Regions from separate parts of the Homo sapiens genome. Here region 1 is linked to region 2. Evidence: chromatin contacts called from ENCODE Hi-C or POLR2A ChIA-PET data. All regions are on one chromosome and are shown on one strand. Each heading gives the region's core, a stretch centred on a gene start or an enhancer-like site at or near the end of the contact. The rest is flanking DNA. Distances are from core to core; before and after follow the strand shown.

Region 1 (5,071 bases), core at 1,182-3,681, 450 kb before region 2:
GGAGTCACTGGCCAGGACACCGGGTCTGCGCACAATGGCACTATTGTTCTCCAGAGGTCAGGCACACAAGGAATGTGACTCGGACAGAACATCAGATGCTGAAGAAGATGAAACTGCTCTTTCTTCAAAGATGTGCCGAGAGGGCACACAAAGGCTACGGAAGCACAACTCCAGAAGGTTTAGAGCAATCCCTGGAATTCCAAATGCAGCCTCAACAGATAGCCATTTATTTGTAGCCCGAATGTGCTGCATTTGTGCACTGCTTGAAACCTTCTCTCTCCAGCCTCCAGAACCACTCTGAATTGCAGAGCTGCACCCGGAGCCTCTGAGTCTGTTTCTAGCAGAGACAGGGTTGATTGGCACTCCTGTGTCTTTGCTTTTGAGTGCTAGAATTGACATGCTAAAATCTAAGCCCACAGACCAAATAAAGAATAAATCTGCTTTGTGCTGAGAAATGCAAAGTGACACCTGCCTATTGCCACTGCAGATGTAAGGCCTGTTGTCCTTGGGAAAACGTGTCATATAAATCCCGCATGAGGCCACAGATGCGGGTGCTTGTCACTTGCCTTCATAAGGCCTTTCAAAATTCCGTGATGTTTTTAATCACAGTTTTTCAGAGTGATCATTCTAAAGCCAAAAAGAAGTTTGGGTTGTCAATTTCTCATGTAGCTAGCCTTTTTTAAGGGGAGAGTAGCCAGGCTTTGCTTTAATACTCAAGAATCCTTTCTGTAGACTTTCCTAAGTTGCCTAAAAACAAAATTGAGAGAGCAAAGTGAACAACTCATTACAGGTACACATAGTGCCATGTGCAAAGAGAAATCAAGAAATGACATGCACAGGTAGTTGAGACCCAGTAATTACCACAACGGAACGAGCAATAGCTCTTATGGGTTTTGCTAATTTTATTAATAAACCCTTGTTTGATTAATAACTCTTTTCCAGCTAAAAACAGTAAAATGCTTACACAGATGGTGCTGTTTGACTAGAAGAGAATCCTCTCTCAAAGCCTCTCTGAGAAGTTCCAGAATTTCAGAGAACATAAAAACTGATCATATATATATATATATAATCAGTTTCATAAAAACTATGATCATATATATATGGTCCTTTATATATATATGTATGCTTATTTTTTTTGTCTTTTTTGTTTTTTTTCTTCCTTTTTGTGGAGAACGGGGTCTCGCTATATTGCCCAGGCACGTCTTGAATTCCTCAGCTCAAGCTATCCTCCCGCCTCTGCCTCCCTGAGAGCTGGGATTACAGGTGTGAGCCACCACGCCCGGCATATATATGTGTGTGTGTGTGTGTGTGTGTGTGTGTGTGTGTGTGTATATATATATATGGTCTATTTTATATATATATATAAAATAGAGTTGAGGATTCCCTATGTTGCCCAGGATGGTCTTGAACTCCTCGGTTCAAGCAGTCTTCCCAACTCAGCTTCCCAAAGTGCTGGGATTCCAATGGCTCCCTGGTAAAAAGTACCTCTTTGACACCAGAAATTTCTCTTTCAGAGAGTGGGTTCTCTCTTGTTATCTCCTATTCTCTCTCTGTCTCTCTCTCTCTCAATATAAGAGCTAATCAACTTAATGGGGTGAAACAAGTCTGTGACGTAATTCATCAAATATGAGATTTTCTTTTTGAAAACCCAGAGAACAGCAGCCTGGGAGGCCTCAAAAAGCCCTTCTCACAGGAGAGTAAAAGGAGAAAAAAAGTAGCCATCAAATAAGTAACATTTCTAGAAATTTCTAGAAATTATTTTAATCTTTTGTTTCCTAAGCATATTCCTGGGGAGAGTTGGAGAGGAGATATTGCTGATTTTCACTCTTCCCTCACATCCGAGCCATCAAATGTCGAGTTCCATTCATTTGATTAAGGCAGCATCACAAGTTCATTCGTGAACAGCCTGAGGGGCTCACTGCCAGCATGTCAACTGCTTGGCTGATTAATACTAACTGATGAGGTAACTTTTGGCCATAATCTTCTTGGATTTGGGTAGCCTCACAGCTAATAACATGCCTCCTTCTCTAAAAACAATCAAACAAACATAGCAAGATTTCCTTTCCCCCAGCAAGGAAAACTTCTAGTGTTCTTGAGTCCACCTCACCTTGAAGATACATTTCCTCTCCTTCTGTGAACATCTGGTTGCATCTGCTGCATCGTGCACAGCTGGGGTGGTAATGTTTGTCACCTGCCTGCAAGAGAAAAGGTAGGGAACGTTGAGTCTGCTCCTTGTCATGGATTCCAGAATCTTTTCTGGACTTGATGATTTAGAAGAAAAGAGAGGATGCTGAAAAAGGAAAAATAATTGTCTAATTGACCAAACTTCCTACACCAACAGCCCCGGAAGCTAAAGCCAACTTCACTGAAATCGGGAGGGGCTCCAAGGCCAGCTACTCGTGGCTGCCTGGTGGGGCTGCCTTGCCTCTCGGTGTTTCTGGCTTCTATGTCTCCCTCTTGACCTGGATGGCTGCCACTAACACACCATATGCCTGAGATGAGTCACTCCATCTCCCCAAAACCCCACCTTGTTGGGAGCTAATGCTGTTTCTAACAAACCAACCAAAAATAAATGACCCTTATATTTAGCAGGTTCTTGCTTTCTTGGCTAAACAATCTGAAAATAATAAAATCTACCCCAATGGCATCAAGGTGAGAAAAGCTATAGTAAAATACATCATCCACTGTTTTTATCTCAAGGGGGGCCCTAAGTCTCCTCTATGCAGCTTGCAACAATCTTTTGCCAGTGGCTTACATGAAGAGTTTTCTGGAGAAGGCATTTTACTAAGGTGGCTGTGCATTATTCATGTGCATTTCACATTCCTAAATATGACAGATGCCATCACAGCAGGTGTTGACTTCCCCAAAGCAAAGTGTCACTGGATACAGGGACAATTTTCTAGACAGGTGCCAAATCACATTAGAGTCATGCTCCACATACATGCTTGACAAGAACAAATCCTTTCGTTCACAGCCTAGCAAAAAATCATCACCACCTAAGAACTCTCAGATGGACTCTGATTAAATCATTTCCATCAATCCACCATCAAAACATTTATTCTGCATTAACCATGTACAAGGCAGTGGCCGAGAAAGAGTTAAAAATGACTGTATCCTGCATCAGAACCTGCATGAAACTGCAACAGGAAATCAGATGTCACGTGGTAATTCCTTTCTCATACTTTCCTGTAAAAACTACAAGATCCACTTAGCAACCAGCACGTGAGGTGGTGGTTAGCCCTTTAAGATAATCAGGTGGAAAAAAAAATTGAAGTTATTTAAATTAGAAGTTAGGAATAAAAATCTTTTCAGTGGTGCCTGCCAGAAAATTCCAGAAGTGGTGCTCTTGTCCTCGTCCACATGCTACTTTTTATTTATTTGTAAAATTTTTTACTTTTCTGCAGAAGGAAGGGTAGGGCTGGAGGAGAGTGGCGAGAGAAGGCGGGAAATATCAACACAAAGTAGCTCCTGCCTGTAGGACATCTGAAGTCAAATGTGAGCAGAAAGGAGGAAGAAAGAAGACATTACTCAGTCCTAAGTGCTCAGTTCTAAACCAGGTTCGCTCAGCTAGGATGCCAGTGCTGGGAGGCCCAAGTTAGTCCGGGCAATCTCTGGACTCTTAAGGAAAATGTTAAGTGAAAAAATAAAGGCCCCTTGGCAAGACCATGGTGTCGTCTGCAGTGAAAAGCATACCTCCTGGTAAGCTACAAATAGAAAGAAATGTCTTCAAGCTGATCAAGTGTATTTATCATATTTAGTGGTGAAACGTTCGAGGCATTCTCATTAAAGACAGGAACAAGACAAAGGTGTACACTTTTACCAATATCATTCTACATCATTTTCCTCCTGGCCAATGTGATGTCAAGAAAAATAAGTATAAAGATCACGAATACAAAAATTAAGTCATATGGCTAGATAAAAAATTAACATATAAAAACCATTATTTCCTATTCACTAGCAATAAAAATTAAGTAAATGTAATGGGAAAATGGGATCCCATTTGTAATAACAACTAATAAACCCTCCAATGCAAGATCTACACAAAGCAAATTATGGAACTTAACTGATGAACATAAAAGACCTAAATAAAAATGTATGATATTTCTAGATGGAGAAACTAAATATTGTAAAGATGCTGATTTATCAAAAATGAACCTATTAATGCAACACCCAGTCTAAATACCCACAGGAATTTTCTCTATAGACCTTGACAGGCTGCTTCTGTAAGTTTACGTGACAGAATAAATGCACACACAAAAAATACACTTTTTTGTGAAAGAGAACAGCAATAAGGAAGGATTTTCCCTTCCTGTCATAAAATTTTTTTCTAAGTCTAAAATAATTAAAGTACTTTAGTATGGGCATGGGAGTAGAAAATAAATCAACAGTAGAGAAGAGAGGAACCAGTTGCATAGCCATACATACAAGAGAATTCAGTTTATGATAAAGGTAATGGTTCAAATGAGCCGAAAGAATGGATTAATAAATAGAGAGGACAACTGGTTCTCCACTTAGAGAAAGATAAATCTAGATTCCTAAGTCACAACCTATACAAAAATCAATTCCAGTCTGGGCGTGGTGGCTCATGCCTCTAATCCCAGCACTTTGGGAGACGTAGGCAGGAGGCTCACTTGAGCCCAGGAGTTCAAAACCATCCTGAGCAAAACAGTAAGACCTTGTCTTTACAAATAAAATAAACAAAATTAGCCAGGCATGGTGGCTTACGCCTGTAGTCACAGCTACTTGGAGGCTGAGGTGGGAGGACTGCTTGAGCCTGGGAGGCTGAGGCTGCAGTGAGCTGAGATCATGCCACTGCACTCCAGCCTGGGTGACAGAGCAAGAGTCCATCTCAAAAGCAAACCAAACCAAACAACAACAACAACAACAACAAAACCAGAAAACAACCCCAATAAAGAAGTACTTACAATACTGAATCACATGTAGCCATTACAAGACTGATGTAAACTCATATGTACACACATGGAAACAGTTCAAGCTAATATTACCAAGAGAAAATAATCAAGTGGAAAAATCATGCCTATAAAATAACCACATAAGCTAGTGGCCAAAG
Region 2 (5,716 bases), core at 1,052-3,551:
TGCCATGGAAAAAAATAAAGCCAGAAAGTTAGCTAGGAAAGTGCCATGGTAGAGGGATAGAAAGAGGGAGGTATTATGTTCTGTAGGTGGTCAGGAGTGACTTCATCCAGAAGATTTTTGGAATTGGATCAAAATAGGATGGTTTAAAACAAGGATGTGGAATGAAGAGTTAGAATAAAAGGCCTGTTAGAAACAGGAAAGAGGAATAAAGACACAAGTGGGCCAGGCGTGATGGCTCGTGCCTGTAATCCCAGCACTTTGGGAGGCCGAGGCAGGCGGATCACCTGAGGTTGGGAGTTCATGACCAGCCTGACCAACATGGAGAAACCCCGTCCCTACTAAAAATACAAAATTAGCTGGGCATGGTGCCACATGCCTGTAATCCCACCTACTCAGGAGTCTGAGGCAGGAGAATCATTTGAACCCGGGAGGCGGAGGTTGCAGTGAGCTGAGATTGTGCCACTGCACTCCAGCCTGGGCAACAAGAGTGAAACTCTGTCTCAAAAAAAAAAAAAAAAAAAAAAAAGACACAAGTGAGTAGCATAAAAGAAGGATGTGCAGCTAGAGACAGAGAACTTTCTAGGTTCTGAATAGTGTGTCAGTGTATTTCTGATAAATCTTCTCCCCCTGTGCCCCCAAGCTGGTATGAATCAGTTTTCTGTTGACCAAAGAGCCCAAACTCATACATGTATTGGAGCAAAAAAAACCTGTGAATTCAAGGCCTGCCCAATGTGGGAGATGTTGATTACCTTAGAAAAACAAAGCTTGGTGCTTCTGATCCCAAGAATGCCGATATAATAGCAGAGTAGCATTAATTTTGTTGTGTCCTAGCATCCCAGAAATCAAACATGCAAGAAATATACATTTCTTCATTTTCTTTAAATCAGATTAACTCTGGTCCTACACTGGGCTGATGGAAAATTCAAATATAAGCATCATATGTTACCCCTAGTTCTGTTCTCCCTCTGCATCCCTCACCCCCAGAGCCACAAGAGAAATAGGGAGGCTTGCTGATGTCCGGACAATTGGGAAAAGGCCTCTAATCTCCAAGTGCCTTGGAGTCATCCAAGTCATCATTGATCAAGCCTTGCAACCTTCCCTGCAAGTCCCTGGCTCTCTGCTTCCATGGCACAAGAATAGAGAACTCTTTCCTGAGGCTAATGGACACCATGCTCCTTTGGGTGCAGTCATCCCTTCTGAAGTCACAACATCTTTGTGGAAAAATTAACATCTTGAAGCAGGGCCAGGTGTCCACTAATCCTGTGATATGCCAATCTTTTCAGTTAGCTTAGGCTTTTATAATAGACCACAAGAGTAAGTGACTTCCTTCTAGGAGTTTCAGCTTTCCACCCTGAAAAAACTCCCTCAAAGATTTTTTTTTCCTTTTAATAAATTGTTCTGCCATGTGTCTGTTGCACGAATGGGTGCAAGTTCAAATGGGACCCCATAACTGGTGATTGTGAGCAGCTAAGGGGCATCACTAAAATACTAGATATTAAAGTCCAAGAGTATGATGAGGACAAAGAGTGGTTGTAAAGAAACCTAAAAAACAATGAGGGCAAACTTTATCTGTCTCACAATAGTTATGATAGCATTTAATGTTTCTGGTGCAGAAGTAATTTTTCTCCACTCTGCCTTGTGCTGGAATCAAAACAATATTCCTCAATCTTGTTAGGGAGTGAATAACTTTTAGGGAGAAGGTCTCAAATGGGAAGTGGTTTAAAGTTTATGAATTGCAAGAATACCTTTTGATATCTAAACAAAGTGTACTAAGGAATTCAACCCACAGAAGAGCTGATATTCAAAATCAGAATTATTAAAAATTGTAGTGGGGTCAGTGGGGGTTTGGGGAGGGTGAACAGGAGTGCATGAAGAGCATCAAAATAAGCACAAGTGATTTACCATTGGCTTGGTTTCTTCGGGGAATTTGAAGAATTCATACTTATTTATACGTTTTCAAATATTTATTTAAGTGCCTACAACATGTGAGGCATTTGGGAATGTCTCAGTTAACGTGGTACATAAGTTCCTTGCTCTAATAGAGCTCACATTTGGATGTCTTCTAATTCTGAACCTGAATGTAAGAGCACAATACAATCAATGAAGCAGTGAGCCCAGGAAGCCATGGATCTTCACAAGCCTCAGGAAAAGTCAACATTTAAAATTTTCTATTTAAAGTCCAAGGGCACAGCAAGCTCTTGGTCTATATGGGAAGGCCATGGACTACAATTCCCACAAGTCCGTGCGACCTCTCCGTTCTGCGCAGCTTCGCGGTATGAGGAAGAGGGTCCTGTCAGGCGCACTCTTGTTGCATCATCAGCGTGCACCTCCACGATGAAACAGGTCTGGGCTACAAAAGTATGGCCGCTTCTGAGGCGGCGGTGGTGTCTTCGCCGTCTTTGAAAACAGACACATCCCCTGTCCTTGAAACTGCAGGAACGGTCGCAGCAATGGCTGCGACCCCGTCAGCAAGGGCTGCAGCCGCGGTGGTTGCGGCCGCGGCCAGGACCGGATCCGAAGCCAGGGTCTCCAAGGCCGCTTTGGCTACCAAGCTGCTGTCCTTGAGCGGCGTGTTCGCCGTGCACAAGCCCAAAGGGCCCACTTCAGCCGAGCTGCTGAATCGGTTGAAGGAGAAGCTGCTGGCAGGTACTGCAGCCCGGGTGGGGACCAGGCTGAGGCGGTCGCTGCGAGAGGGGAAGCACATTAGGCTTTTTGCGACGCTCGTGATTCAAGAGACAAAAGGAGGGGAAAGGGAGACTGACCATTGAATTAGCTCTGGACAGGAATCTCGGGCATCTCGGGCTTGGACTTGCCCTGGCACGAACTCTTGTAGCCTACTTGGCAGTTGTAGTTCTCAACGGGAGGAAAAAAATCCCGTACTTACACAATAAAACCCTGCCCTTGGGCGTGCAGACCTGTTTTCTGTAATCTGATCGATCCCTCAGGAGGCTTTTGTTGGGTTCATGTGGATGAACCCCAAAAGGAAGTACTGGTTCTGCACCCCTAAAGTTGCATTCCTCAAAATGTATTGGAAATGCAGATATACTTCGTTAACCAAGACTTAATATAGTCGTTTTCACATTTTAATGGGCCTAACAATTACTTAGAGTCTCTTGTACAAATACAGATTCCTAATCCCTGCCCTGTCCGAGATTGTGATTCGGAGAGTTCGGGGTATTTTTAGGAAACTGCAATTCTAAATAGTTGCTCCAGGTGATTCCAGTGTAAGTAGTTTATGGACCACATTTGAGGAACACTAAATATAACTTGGCCACTAAGCTGAGAGTGTTCATTTTATTGATTCGTTTATTCACGTACACTGGGAAAATAGTAGAAAAGCCTAGAGAATCACCCCGTTAATCAGCTCGGATGATTTCACACATAAAGCATCCAGGATCCTTAAGTTCATTGGACATATACAATAAGCCAGGTCTGTGCTAGCCTATAGAGACTTGAAGATGAAAGATAACTCTCTTACCTTAACTGAGCTGATAGCCTAGTAATTTCTGCACCTTGTGGTGGTAAAACTAGTTAGTTAGGTTATTCAAGGCCCTCCAGAGTTTGGCCGTATTCTGTCTCGCCATTAAACCAGTAACAGGGACTTTCTTACATTGTTTAGTGTCCCATGGAAAACTTTACACTTTAAAAAAATGCAAAAACAAATTATTCTGATGGGAATTATAACTGACAGTACAGATTTAAGTGTTTATGGGCAAATAGGTACACTCCTGCAGATGTTTAATTCCAGTATCACGACTACTTATTCTTTTATTAAAGTTTTGCTTTGTTGCCTGAAAGTATGGGTCATACAGAGGACGTCAAAGTGAGGAATTGCATCAAGGATATGTATTGTGGTATCATCATAGTTTTTTAGTTTTCCTTCATAGAACTGCTGCTTTCCTGATTTGTTAGCTAAACTCTGGGTTTCTTTTCTTTTTTTTTTTTTTTTATCCTTAAGGTAATGATTACCATTCTTTCAGACAAGTTTCTGACAAAGCCATATTCTGGCCTTCTGGCTAATCTGCCTCTAAGAACTGAAGTTTCTTGTTGAATCTTGGTTAAAATGTTTCAAGGCTCTTGCTAGGCTAGAACCTTTAGCTAGAGACATTCTCATTATCCTCGATTTCTATATTGCTTGTGATTGGCCTATTTTGTATTTATGTTAGTTAGGCTAGGGCTTTCCAAATGTCATTGTAATTGGCTGTCAGAATTGCTTGGGAAGTTTTTGTTTTTGTTTTTGTTTTTGAGATGGAGTTTCGCTGTTGTTGCCCAGGCTGGAGTGCAATGGCAAGATCTCGGCTCACTGCAACCTTCCCCTCCTGGGTTCAAGTGATTCTCCTGCCTCAGCCTCCCAAGTAGCTGGGATTACAGGCATGCACCACCATGCCCAGCTAATTTTGTATTTTTGGTAGAGACGGGGTTTCTCCATGTTGGTCAGGCTGGGCTCGAACTCCCGACCTCAGGTGATCTGCCCGCCTCAGCCTCCCAAAATGCTGGGATTACAGGCATGAGCCACCACTCCCGGCCTTGGGAAGGTTCTTAAAGATACCTACATTCTAATGCCATGTTTGACAACCATGATCAGTGGTTGTGTCCTCTAATACCATTCCTTGTCTTTCTTTGCATTGATTCCTATTATGCTACAATCTCTACTGTTTGTCTGTTGGGATCCTTCAAAGCCCTAAGTGTACCAGAATTTTATAGCTAGAAAATAATAAAAATCCACGAATACTTAGTTCAGTGGGGTGAACCAAATTCCCCACTTTATATAGTAGAGGCAGTACGTCTGCAAGTTAGAAGGAGGTATATTTGGGCACAAAGGGAAGATAGTATATTTATGGGGCCTTCTTACTCCAAGGGGTGTCAAGTTGAAAATGTAAAGAGTTCCCCAAAAGGTTTCTGTTAATTTATGAGTGAGAGATCCATGATGGATTGCAAGTGACAGATCAAGGGTTTGAAACTGAGGTCTGGCCTTAGAAGTTTATGTCAAAGCAGACAACCATACCCTTCTAAGTATGGTGATGTCATAATTAGGGAATGACGCCAGGGTGTTCCAGAGACCATGGTTCTGACTCAGTAGAGTGGTAATTTTGTTGGGAGGCCGAGCCACCCAGCATATCCTTTTGGCCATTTAATCTGGCTTCTGCATTTCCACTGTTGCTTTGTTTTCCCTCCTCCCTTCTCTGTCCACTCGTTTCGTTTTCTTTGCTTTATTTTCTTTCTGCTCAGTGTCAGTGTTGATAAGGAAGGTTTGATGGGCTTGGGGGCAGGTATAGATCAATGTAGCAGTTCCTGCTTTTCTCTTCTTTCTCACTTGAAGTCTAATAGCCAATACTCTCTCAGTATGTTATATGCCATCATCAAAAACAATTTATATTTATCCAGAAGGAAGCACTGGCTCTGTCTCCCCAAAGTACTTTCAAGTAACATTATTTTGCATTATCTTTTTTTTTTTTTTAAACAGGACAGGATCTCACTCTGTTGCCCAGGCTGGAATACAGTGGCACAGTCTTGGCTTACTGCAACCTCTGCCTCCTGAGCTCAAGCAGTCCTCTCACCTAAGCCTCCCCAGTAGCAAGGACTATAGGTGCACACCACCATGCCCACCTAATTTTTGTATTTTATTTTGGGTAGAGACAGGGTTTCCCTGTGTTGCCTAGGGTGGTCTCAAACTTCCAGGTTCAAGTGATCCACCCATCTCGGCCTCCCAAAGTGC

The links. A loop is a pair of places that touch in the nucleus more often than their neighbours do. ChIA-PET counts read pairs that join two places held with the same protein, here RNA polymerase II (POLR2A). Pooled maps may share reads with other maps.
Region 1: a pooled map shows a loop between it and region 2 (5-fold over the local background). The contact joins the enhancer-like site here to the promoter of TRUB1 in region 2. A Hi-C loop is called at or near these places in 1 of 168 maps with a recorded cell type or tissue (B cell), 1 of 37 single-sample maps with no recorded cell type and 9 of 50 pooled maps. POLR2A ChIA-PET finds 5 or more read pairs at or near these places in 1 of 52 experiments (activated T-cell).

What each region holds. Positions count from the first base shown.
Region 1 is chr10:114,489,684-114,494,754 of GRCh38, forward strand. It overlaps ABLIM1 (actin binding LIM protein 1), which reads right to left. Exons shown (of 23, transcript NM_002313.7): 7 at 2,108-2,195. Among named protein-coding and RNA genes, the nearest start is that of AFAP1L2, 88 kb to the left of the region's middle. RefSeq lists an enhancer at 137-636. Within about 2 kb of position 2,432, at least 8 of the 41 ENCODE cell types and tissues checked have a DNase peak (open chromatin) inside an H3K27ac peak, as active enhancers do.
Region 2 is chr10:114,935,894-114,941,609 of GRCh38, forward strand. TRUB1 (TruB pseudouridine synthase family member 1) reads left to right here and starts at 2,302. Exons shown (of 8, transcript NM_139169.5): 1 at 2,302-2,646. The coding sequence starts at 2,361. RefSeq lists an enhancer at 2,134-2,673.